2 separate regions of the Homo sapiens genome follow, and region 1 is linked to region 2. A link is a contact called in ENCODE Hi-C or POLR2A ChIA-PET data. All regions are on one chromosome and are shown on one strand. Each heading gives the region's core, a stretch centred on a gene start or an enhancer-like site at or near the end of the contact. The rest is flanking DNA. Distances are from core to core; before and after follow the strand shown. Region 1 holds the start of INPPL1 (inositol polyphosphate phosphatase like 1). Region 2 holds the start of KRTAP5-8 (keratin associated protein 5-8).

Region 1 (5,784 bases), core at 1-2,500, 690 kb after region 2:
CGGGGGCGAGTGCTAATAATACCCGTTCGTTCCGCAGCCGCGCTTTACAGTTTACACAGCTGTCACCTTCGTTTCTCCTTAATTAATAATAAAAATAGCCGCCGTTCGGGAGCGCGGGCTGGGCGCCAGGCCCGGTGCCGAGCGCGGTACGAGCTCGGCCCCCAGAGCCGGCCCTCGCCACAGGATCCCCATTTTCCAGAGCGGGAAGCCGACGCTCAACCCCGCGCCGCGACTTGCCCGAGGTCACCCAGTGGGCCAGCGGCTCCGGGACCGAGGCGCGGGGCGGGGTGAGGCGAGGCGCGGTGCTGCCCCCGGCTCCCCGGGGCGGCGCGGGGCGGGGCGGGCGGCGCGGAGGGCGGGGGCGCGCGCGGATGGCCATCTTAAGTGGCCGCCTGGAGCCCAGGGCCGCTGTCCGGGGAAGGGGGCGCCGGAGCAGCCCGGGAGGTGGGGGTCTGCGTGCGGCGGCCGGGATCCCGGGAGGGAACTTTCTACTAGACGGGCCAGGGATCCTCCTGGCTTCGGACTGCTGAACCCCCTCAAGGCCCGGCCTGCGGGTGTGGGGGGTGGTGCTGGGGAACTTGGCCGAGAGGGGGAAGGGCTCTGCGGGGCTGGGAGGGGCTGCGTGAGAGGCTCGAGAACGTCGCACCTCGTCTGGGCCCCCCGCCAGAGTAAGAATCTTCAGAAGCCTGGTTAGCCAGGGAATCTCCCCGCAGGCTTTGCCGGGGGACGGTTCCCGTGGAGTTGGGGGTTCAGATCTAAGAGGGGGCTGCATTTCGCAGGAGTTGGGGGCCCCGCCCGCTTGGGTGGAGGGAAGAGGATGGGTAGGGGGTGGTCCTGGATCCTTCGCAGGTTTGGGGAACTCGATGCAGCCAAGCTGTAAGGGGGACGAGAGGAAGAGCCATGGAGTGGAATCAGACCTTTATGGGGCTTAGGGGTCATATCATTGGGAGAACTGAGAAGCGCTGAATTCTCCAGGGGGTGCCTGGATCCCGAAGTGTCGGGGCCAGGATGGGGGGACTCGGATTTCGATGGGGATTTGGGGACTGGATCTCCTCGGGTGAATGATGGGGGCAGGATCATTGTGGGGTCTGGGAGGTCCCGGGCCCTTCGGGAAGGTGGGGGCACCGTCCCCGCAGGAGGAGCTGGGGGCAGGGGCGGCCCGGGCTGCGGGCCGAGCGGAGGGGGAGGGGGCGGCAGCCGGCCCTGCGCTCCGCTCCTGCCCCTCCCCCGCCGCCTCTGAACAAACTTTTCTTTCTCTTCAAGTTGAGGCCGGCGCTGCAGGCAGCGGCGGCTGCGCGGTGAACGAGGCGGCCTGCGCGGCGGAGTGCTGAGTCCCGATCCCCGGCTCTGTCCGGCCCACGGATCCTCAAGCCCGGGCCCCGGGCCCGGCCCCAGCCTCAGCCCTGAGCGTCTCGGGGCGGATGGCGCGGGGCGGCGGGGGCGGGCGGTGCTGAGCCCTGCGCGGGCCATGGCCTCGGCCTGCGGGGCGCCGGGCCCGGGGGGCGCCCTGGGCAGCCAGGCCCCCTCCTGGTACCACCGCGACCTGAGCCGGGCGGCCGCGGAGGAGCTGCTGGCCCGGGCGGGCCGCGATGGCAGCTTCCTGGTCCGAGACAGCGAGAGCGTGGCGGGGGCCTTCGCGCTCTGCGTCCTGTGAGTGGGGCGGGGGCTCCTTGCGGGCTGGCGTGGACCGGGAGCGCGGGCACGGCCGGGTGTGGAAAGGGCCCGGGTGAGGGTTTCTGGGGCGGTGGGACGCCAGACCCGCCTCCACCCCCCAGAGTGGGAGCCTTGGCTTTCTCCTGGGTCTGAGGAGGGACGCAGGGGCACTTCCTGCTGTGTGTCTGGGGGCACTTTCAGGAGCCTTGAGGGTAGAGAATATGGGGTTCTGTGGCCCAGTGTGACTGTGATGACGAAAAATTCGGGCATTCCCCGGCAGACCCCTTCAGGCATCCTCCAGGTAGAAGGGAGCAGGGGAGAGGATGTGCATTCCACGTTGTGTGCAGTCCCGTTTGGATAGGGACTGAGTGGTGAGCAGGAGAGGGAGTCGGGGCAGAGGGACTGACGGGGTGTGTGGGGATGCCTGGCAGCTTCCTTAGGGCCCCTTTCGGTGCTTTGGGGTTCTGCCTGGCCGTGTATGGGTGGTGGGGGCGGTGATGGGTGGTGTAGAGAGGAAGGCTTGGGGAAGCAGAGGCTGAGGCTGTATGGGACCTTGCCATTATTTCTGAACCAATGAGTGAGTGTTTGAGCCCTGGCTCTGGGCTTGAGCCCTGGTTACCTGGCTGCCCTAGCCCTGAGCTATGAGTGCTGAGTGAGAGCAGAGCCAGACTTGGTGCTTCTCTGAGTGGGCCAGGTCCTGTGGCTGTGCCTTTCAGCCCAGTGTGGTTGGTAGTGGTGCTGGGGTGAGTTAGCACTCTTGGTTTTGCAGCCTTCTAGCGGCTTTGTACCTCCTGCCCTGCAGTCTGACATTGAGTTGGCTTCTGTGGGCCCAGTGAGTGGGAATCTGTGGGGGCTGCTTTATTTAGATCAGTTATTTAGATCTTTATTTAGATCTTTCTTAGCTCTGTGAACCCCCTCCCAAACTCCTGTCCCACTGTACCTTCCTTACCCCTTTGTTCTCCTGACATCTTTGGTCGGGGCGCACATTAGCCTAGACCAGGGGAGACCTTTTTTTTTTTTTTTTTTTTTGAGAAAGAGTCTCGCTCTGTTGCCCAGGCTGGAGTGCAGTAGTGCAATCTCGGCTCACTGCAACCTCCGCCTCCTGGATTCAAGTGATTCTTCTGCCTCTGCCTCGCCAGTAGCTGGGATTACAGGCGCTCGCCACCAAGCCCAGCTAATTTTTGTATTTTTAGTAGAGATGGGGTTTCACCATATTGGCCAGGCTGGTCTTGAACTCCTGACCTCAAGTGATCCACCTGCCCCGGCCTCTCAAAGTGCTAGGATTACAGGTGGAGCCACCTCGCCCAGCTGGGGAGACATTTTTAATTGTCACAACTGGGATGGTGCTATTGACATCTAGTGGGTAGAAGCCGGGGATACTGCTAAACATTCTACAGTGCACAAGAGAGTCCCCCACAACAAAGAACTGTGCAATCCAAAATGTCAGTGGTATGGAGGTTGAAAAACTCTAGCCTAGGCAATTGACCCAACAAGGAAGGGGCCCTATAAGTCTTAGCTTAGGCCTCAAGTCTGAGGCCCAGTAGGGGGAGACTAAGGAGGGACAGACTAGGCAGATGAATATCCCCAAGTCCTGCTTCCCAGCCCCCTCTGAGGCATACCCCCTAATTAGGCTGGGGAGGGAGGCAGGTGCTGGGTCAGCTGTTGAGTGGGAGGGGGACAGCTGGGGCCTGTGTCTGGGTGAGGAACATTATTGTCCCAGGAGGGGGAGAATCCTGGCCTCATTGCCAAGGGAGGCTGTGAATGGGGTGAGGGGTCTGTCTGTGAGTGGGGGCTTCAGGTTTGCCAGCTGACTCTGGCTCTTCCCCGCATCTCAAGAGCCTGGGGGTAAGGATCAGACGTGGGCGATCAGACGTGGGCAATATCTTAGATTTGCCAAATACACACATACTTGCTTACCTGTATACATTCCGGGTGTTCATGGATAACATGCAAGACACGCCCCTGCCCCAGCAGGCACAGGCAATCTGACCAGCAAGCTAGGATACTGGCCCTGGCTTCTGCCATGGTTTAAAATCCCAACTCCACCTTTTACTTACTCTGTGGCCTTAGGAAAATCACTTTTATTCTTTGAGCCTGTTTCCTCAGCTGGAGAATGGGGATAATAATATCTGTTTAGAAGTGTGAGAATTAAGTAAGATTTATAGGACACTGGGTACCCAGCGTGTCACAGATAGGATTCAGTTAATGGTATGCTATTGTAATAAACACAGATAGTGTTTGTAATAGTCTACAAAGGAACACCTGGTGACAGACACTCACCCAGCATAAGCAGCCAGGAGAGTCACCTAGGGTGACTCCTGGGTGACTCCTTGGGGAAGCATGCCCTGAGGTGCGGAGGCAGAGGATCTTCCATCCCCCGCTGATTGTGCACCTGGCTCAGCTGCCACCTGCTCAACTGCGGCTCCTGTCTGTCAGCACCCCTCTTGCCCCTCCTTGGCTTGGGGCTCCTAGAGGCCCAGGTCTCCCATGGGGGCCCTCTTTGGTGGGAAGGCCTAGGGTGATGCCCCCACACTCCTCGGCACAAGTGCCCTAGACATACCCGACTCCAGCAGAGCCAGAGAGCAGCATAAACACAGGAGGCATACACACGTGTTAGCACGTTGCCCGTGTGTGCAAATGGGCTAACCAGGCTTCTGAAGACTCTTACTCTGGCGGGGAGCCCAGACTGGTACCACAGCCCAGAGGGGCTGTTTAGACAGCTGTGGAGGCCACAAAAGAGCTCCCTGTTGCTTCTCAGGCCCTGCCCTGTGGTGGGTGTGGAGTCTGTGTAGGTCTGGTGGGGAGACGGGGGTGTTCTGGTCATTCCTGCCCAATAGGCAACACCAGGAGGGTGGAAGTGGACCGGCCACATCATTAACCCTGTGCAGCCTGGGCAGGTGGTTTTAGGGAAACCAAGCTGAGGGGGTTGGGGTGCTGAGCTTGCTGGCAGGAGGAAGGGGTGCTTTGGGTCTTAGACCCCAGCCTGGGGGTGACAGATTCTGGCCCTGCCTTGGCATCAGGTATCAGAAGCATGTGCACACGTATCGCATTCTGCCTGATGGAGAAGATTTCTTGGCTGTGCAGGTAGGAGCTTGGGCCCCTGACCCCTGACCTTGATCCAGCCTAGGGCTTGGGGACCTGCTGGCTGACCCTTCCTCCCACCCTTGCTGGCCCACAGACCTCGCAGGGTGTGCCTGTGCGCCGCTTCCAGACCCTGGGTGAGCTCATCGGCCTGTACGCCCAGCCCAACCAGGGCCTTGTGTGCGCCCTGCTTCTTCCTGTAGAGGGTGAGCGAGAGCCGGACCCACCGGATGACCGGGATGCCTCAGGTACTTCCCAGTGTGCAGGTCCCCTCCCTGCCCCTGTCCCTTGGCTCTACCTGCCTCTTCCCATCCCCCCTTCTCAACCCCACCTCTCCTGTAACCCCCTTTCCCTTGGCCATGATGCCGGGGCCCTTTAACCCTCTTTCCATGGAAGTCACTTTACAGCTGCATCGTGCCTCCTACTCCACTGAGTGTGGGAGGCCCAAACGGCTGCCCACTGACCCCTGCCCACAGATGGGGAGGATGAGAAGCCCCCGCTGCCCCCGCGCTCTGGCTCCACCAGCATTTCTGCCCCCACTGGGCCCAGCAGTCCCCTGCCAGCTCCTGAGACTCCCACAGCTCCAGCTGCTGAGAGGTGAGACCCCCATCCCATCCACTGAACAGGAGACCCTTTCTCCTCTGAGAACTATTTCCCTACCAAAGGTGGGGAGGCCTTCTAAGACCCCACCAGGGACCCCCACCCCACCTCAGCCCAGAGGCAGATAACCTGATCCATCCCGCCCTGGTTGCCACAGGTACTATCTCCTCTAGGGATGGGGCAGAGGTGCTGGGACAGGTCAGCAGGACCTCCACTGACTTCTTAACCCCTCCCCAAAGTGCTCCCAATGGGCTGAGCACCGTCTCGCACGACTACCTGAAAGGCAGCTATGGGCTGGACCTGGAAGCTGTGAGGGGTGGAGCCAGCCACCTGCCCCACCTCACCCGTACCCTCGCTACCTCATGCCGGAGGCTGCACAGGTATCTGGGACATCCAGCCCCATGTATTACACCCTTACCTCTGACCTGTCCTCACCTGCTTCCCGGCTGC
Region 2 (5,625 bases), core at 437-2,936:
ATGCCTGTAGTCCCAGCACGTTGGGAGGCTGAGGCAGGTGGATTGCCTCAGCCCAGGAGGTCGAGGCTGCGGTGAGCCATGAGCGCACCACTCTGCACTCCAGCCTGGGTGACAGAGCAAGACCCTGTCTCAAAAAAAAAAAAAAGAAGAAGAAGAAGAAGGGCAAATCATTGACACACACAATAACATCGTGAGGGAAAGAAACCAGAGTACATTTTTAATGATTTCATTTCCGCGACATTCAATAGCAGGCAAAACTAGTCAGCAAAGCTGTGCCTGTAGTGATGGGCAGGAAGGGAAGGCCGTGAAAGTGAACCTTCTGGGGTTGAAGCAGTTGGTCATGGTTGGGGTGATGGGCACACGAGTACATGTTTAGCGGAACTCATGGAATTGTACACTTAAAGTATGTGCAGAGGCTGGTAGGCCAAGGCTGCAGTGAGCTAGGATCGCACCACTGCCCTCCAGCCTGGGCGACAGAATGAGACACTGCCTCAAAAAAAAAAAAAAAAAAAAAAAAAAAAAAAAAAAAATGCAGTCCGGGTGTGGTGGCTCATGCCTGTAATCCCAACACTTTGGGAGGCCGAGGCAGGTGGATTACTTGAGGTCAGGAGTTCGAGACCAGACAGGCCAACGTGGTGAAACCCCCTCTCTACTAAAAATACAAAAATTAGCTAGGCATGGTGGCACACGCCTGTAATCCCAGCTACTCAGGGGGCTGAGGCAGGAGAATTGCTTGAACTCGGGAGGCAGAGGTTGTAGTGAGCCGAGATCATGCCACTGCACTCCAGCCTGGGCAACACAGTGAGATTTAGTCTCAAAAAAAAAGCATTTCACTGCATGTAAATTTTACCTCAATATAAAATTAAAATTAATCTTCGGAAAATAAAAGTACATTAGAGAGGATGGCTAATCAAAATTTTTGTAGCCTTCAAGGAGAATAAATTTGAAGCATATCTGTTGATTTGTGGAATTTTTACAAAGACTTAATTGAGGAAAACTTGAAAGCATTAGAAAGGGTCCCGTTCCTCTGTTCCCTCTGTGAGCCCAGCTTGCCTGAAGGGAACGTGGGTCTAATCCGTGTCTGGAGGAGTGAGCCGAACCACAGGAAGAAGAGGTAAGAAAGACAAAGGAGAACCAGGGCCACACTCAAATCCACGCTCTTCAAAACTGTGTTTTACAAATTTGACAAAATATTTATCCTGGAAATTTTTAAGCGGTGGAACCTATAGACAGCCTTTTCTTTCAGCTTATTTTGTTAGTTTTAATTTTATTTAATTTTTTTACAAAATGACCACCGTTGATATAAACACCAATGCCAGGGGGTGGAGGGTCTGCATCGCTGAGGAGAGCCCTGAGCGCCAAGGAAAATGGTCCACCCGCTGGCCAAGCCACCACCGTCTCCCAGGCTCCCGGGACACCTGCTGGAGAGGGAGCCCAGTGTCTTCTAACAAAGGGAAACACCTATGAGGAAGAGGCCAAATTTAGAAACCAAGGAAAGGAGAGCTTGGCTGGAGCTGATGGCGGCTCATGGGATTGTGAAGAGATTAAAAATAACACTCGTGCATGTGAAATAGCAGAAACAACAACAGAAGTATTCATGTGTTCAGTATAAACACCTGGGCAGGGATATAAAGGGCCCAGGCTCAGGGAGTTCCACACCTGCACACCTCCCTCTCACCTGCTCCTCTACCTGCTCCACCCTCAACCCACCAGAACCATGGGCTGCTGTGGCTGCTCTGGAGGCTGTGGCTCCGGCTGTGGGGGCTGCGGCTCTGGCTGTGGGGGATGTGGCTCTAGCTGCTGTGTGCCCATCTGCTGCTGCAAGCCCGTGTGCTGCTGTGTGCCAGCCTGTTCCTGCTCCAGCTGTGGCTCCTGTGGGGGCTCCAAGGGGGGCCGTGGCTCCTGTGGGGGCTCCAAGGGGGACTGTGGCTCCTGTGGGGGCTCCAAGGGAGGCTGTGGTTCTTGTGGCTGCTCCCAGTGCAGCTGCTATAAGCCCTGCTGTTGCTCCTCAGGCTGTGGGTCATCCTGCTGCCAGTCCAGCTGCTGCAAACCCTGCTGTTCCCAGTCCAGCTGTTGTAAGCCCTGCAGCTGCTCTTCAGGCTGTGGGTCATCCTGCTGCCAGTCCAGCTGCTGCAAGCCCTGCTGTTCCCAGTCCAGCTGCTGTAAGCCCTGCTGCTGCTCTTCAGGCTGTGGGTCATCCTGCTGCCAGTCCAGCTGCTGCAAGCCCTGCTGTTCCCAGTCCAGCTGCTGTGTCCCAATTTGCTGCCAGTGCAAGATCTGAGGCTCTGCCTACAAATCTCAGCTGGTCCCACAGATCTGGGCTCTCCAGGAATGACTGTAGCTGTGTCCTGAATTCCTGAAGCACATCTCTGAGTCTGTCCTCCTCTGGACTAAGGCAGCCTAGCGTCCAGGGCTCAGTACTCAGCTGCTCAGCCTCTGAGGTCATGAGGGCTTCTGGCATGCTGGGTGCTGCCCATCAACCCTCCCAGAATCCCCTCTTCCTTTCCTGACCTCATCACTTCAACCTTCTCAGGGCTTCAAGATCCCACATCCCTGGGCCCCTCCTGTGAGCCTGCTGGAAACACACTGAAACTGGAATCCTCCGACCTGCTGCCGCCTCTCCCCGGTCCCTGCAACCTCCTGGCTCCTCCACCCTTCATCTTCATCCTGCCTGAGCTGCCACAGCTCCGATTGTTTTTGGAGTTGACCTAGAGGACTCAGAATTATTAGAGACCCCAGGATCCTCTCCTGAGGAGGAGGGGCGCCCAGTCTCCTCTTCTACCTCTGACCTGGCCTTGTTTCTTTCCCCAGGGCTTCGCCTTGTAAGTGCCTAGGCTGAATCTTCTAAATAAATACGATCCACACCTCCCACGAGTTTGCGTTGTGATTCTTTTGTTTCAACTTCTGTGTGATTAGATAAATGTACAATTTTCACAGAGTCGCACTCCCAGGCATTTGGGAACCCCCCGTTCCCTGCTGTGTGAGTTTGCTAGGGCTGCCCCACAAACCATGTGGCTTATGCAACGGGAGTGGATCGTCTCACAGTTTGGAGGCCAGAATCTGCCATCGAGGTGCCTCAGGGCCGGGTCCTCCTGAGACCTCCCTCCGTGGCTTACTGATGCCGCCATCCCTATATCCTCATGTGCTTGTCCCTCTGTGTGTGTCTGCGTCCTCATCTCTTTGTATAAGGACACAGATTAGATTAGGGCCTACCCTACTCCATTATGTCCACGTTTTAACTAATCACCCCTGTAAAGATCTATCTCCAAATAAGGTGCCATTCTGAGATACTGCAGTGAGGACTCCAACGTATGTACCAGGGGGCACAACTCAGCCGTGGTATCCACTTGGCTTGGGGCATCACCATCTTTCCCATCTTCCAGGATACAGAATTGGGAGGCCCCTTGGGCTTCTCTCCCCTACAAGTCGCCAAATCCCACAGCATCTCCTGGAAGACATCCTAAGACACCTCCTTCCTGCCTTCTTGTGACACCTCCCTACCTAGACCTCTGCTTCAGGCCCCCAACTGTCCCTTCCCTGCTGCCTCTGTCAGCTCGGGCTGCCAGAACAAAACCCACAGAGTAAGCCTGGAAGACGGAACAACAGACACCATTTCTCCCAGTTCCGGAGGCTGGAGGGCCTAGACCAAAGTCCGGCATGTTCGACTCATGGGGAGGGAAGGCAGGAGCTGGCGGAGGAGGAGGTGGGCTGCAAGGCTGGAGCCCCCAGACCCAGGCGTCTGTAACAGCAGAGCACGGGAGGCTGCTCGGGAAGCCACCTTCTCACAGGATGGCAGGCCGTGAGTGTCTGATGGAACTGTGACAAGAAAGTGAAAACTCAACAACACGGAATTTTTAGAATGTGCTTCTGAGTTTCTGTTTTAGTAAGTAAGGTTGACTAGACACTATTCACAACCTGGAACTTCTCAAAGGACATGGTGAAACCCCGTCTCCACTAAAAATACAAAAATGAGCCGGGCATGGTGGTGGGCGCCTGTATCCCAGCTACTCAGGAGGCTGAGGCAGGAGAATCGCTTGAAACCGGGAAGCAGAGGGTGCAGTGAGCCCAGACTGCACCACTGCACTCCAGCCTGGGTGACAGAATGAGATTCCATCTCTAAATAAATAAATAAAGTTTTAAAGTGCTGTATTTAAAACATATATTTTTTAAGTCACTGAGCTGTTGAAAAAATAAAATAATCCTCAGAGCCAACAAGCAAGAGAGAGCTGGACCCACAGAGGAAGGTGAAAGTCAAAAACGGCCTCCACCCTGTGGCTGGACCAGAAAGAGGCCCTCTCTGTTTTCTTCCACCTGTGGTATTGCTTCTGTTGTCAGCATGAATCTGAGAAAAACGTAGTTTCTCTACACTCTCACACAGAACACTCTCATTCCTGATGTGCGGGTTTTCCCCACACTACTCAATTTTCTGCCTCTTTCCACACTGACCAATTCTCTGACACCAGCTGGGTGTCCTGCAATTCACTCCCATCTTGAAACAGAGTTCATTTCAGATCCCACAGGCGAAGGGCTCAGTCCCACAAGACTGTCCCCACTTCAGAGGCTGACATGGTTTTCCTCTGTCCCCACCCAAATCTCATCTTGAACTGTAGCTCTCACAATTCCCCTGTGTTGTGGGAGGGACCCAGTGGGAGGTAATTGAATCACGGGGGTGGGTGTTTCCTGTGCTGTTCTCATGATAGTGAATAAGTCTCACGAGATCTGATGATTTTATGAATGGGAGTTTCCCTGCACAAGTTCTCTTATCTTGTCTGCCACCATGTGAGATGTGCCTTTCACCTTCCACCATGATTGTGAGGCCTCCCCAGCCAGGTAGAACTGTGAGTCCATTAAACTTCTTTCTTTTGTAAATTGCCCAGTCTCAGGTATGTCTTTATCGGCAGTGTGAAAATGGACTAATACAGATGCCAATCACGAGTCCAGCCTCCCAAGCTTCTAACCGATGGGCTATAAATCAGGGTTTACACTGATACCTGAAATGAGTGGCTGAGGCAAAGCTCTCTGTCCATCAAGGTTTACTAAGCCTGCTTTAAGGCGCACCTGAGAAAAATGCAAGATGCAGGCACATCTGTGGCTGTTTTCCCAGAGAGATTTTTGGGAAGTTTGGTATTTATACATTTCCTTAAAGGGGGGCAGGCAGGTAGGAAGAGGCAGGTAAGCATTAGGCAAATGATTGCATTCCTGTGAGACTTTAGTTAGTGCCCAGTAAATCTACATTTTACATGAGGTAAGGTGAACGTTTGAAGAGAAAAAGGGACTAAAGGAAGAGTCGGTTGTGCAGACCTCTCTGGGTAGATGGAGGAGGGACTGGTGTCATCTTGTTTTTGTTCTGCTTCTGGGAAGATAAACTCATAATCTATATGATCAGTGTGGAATGGAACACTTTCGTTTTAGGAGCTGGACTTGGATTGCAGGCCTGAAGTCACAACGGGCACATCCTTGTTGATGGCAGGACGCACTTCTTGAGAGGTTTTGCAACCAGCATAGCGCATATTTATGAGTGATTTGTGGAGGAAGTGTCCTGAGACACCTGAAGCCTTTGCCGTTTCCTGGGCCTGGCAAGCGAAACACACAGCAACACAGGCTGTGGAGGAACAGTGCTGCTTT

The links. Hi-C counts contacts between places; a loop is a spot of excess contacts on that map. ChIA-PET counts read pairs that join two places held with the same protein, here RNA polymerase II (POLR2A). Pooled maps may share reads with other maps.
Region 1: a loop to region 2 is called in a pooled map, with 4 times the contacts of the local background. The contact joins the promoter of INPPL1 here to the promoter of KRTAP5-8 in region 2. A Hi-C loop is called at or near these places in 2 of 50 pooled maps. POLR2A ChIA-PET finds 5 or more read pairs at or near these places in 2 of 52 experiments (Panc1 and activated T-cell).

Annotation. Positions count from the first base shown.
Region 1 is chr11:72,223,517-72,229,300 of GRCh38, forward strand. It overlaps INPPL1 (inositol polyphosphate phosphatase like 1), which reads left to right and starts at 1,251. Exons shown (of 28, transcript NM_001567.4): 1 at 1,251-1,650; 2 at 4,674-4,737; 3 at 4,832-4,982; 4 at 5,211-5,331; 5 at 5,574-5,714. The coding sequence starts at 1,469. RefSeq lists silencers at 207-606, 1,157-1,516, 1,527-1,736 and an enhancer at 3,142-3,501.
Region 2 is chr11:71,536,339-71,541,963 of GRCh38, forward strand. KRTAP5-8 (keratin associated protein 5-8) reads left to right here and starts at 1,687. Exons shown (of 1, transcript NM_021046.3): 1 at 1,687-2,871. The coding sequence starts at 1,718. The coding sequence ends at 2,281.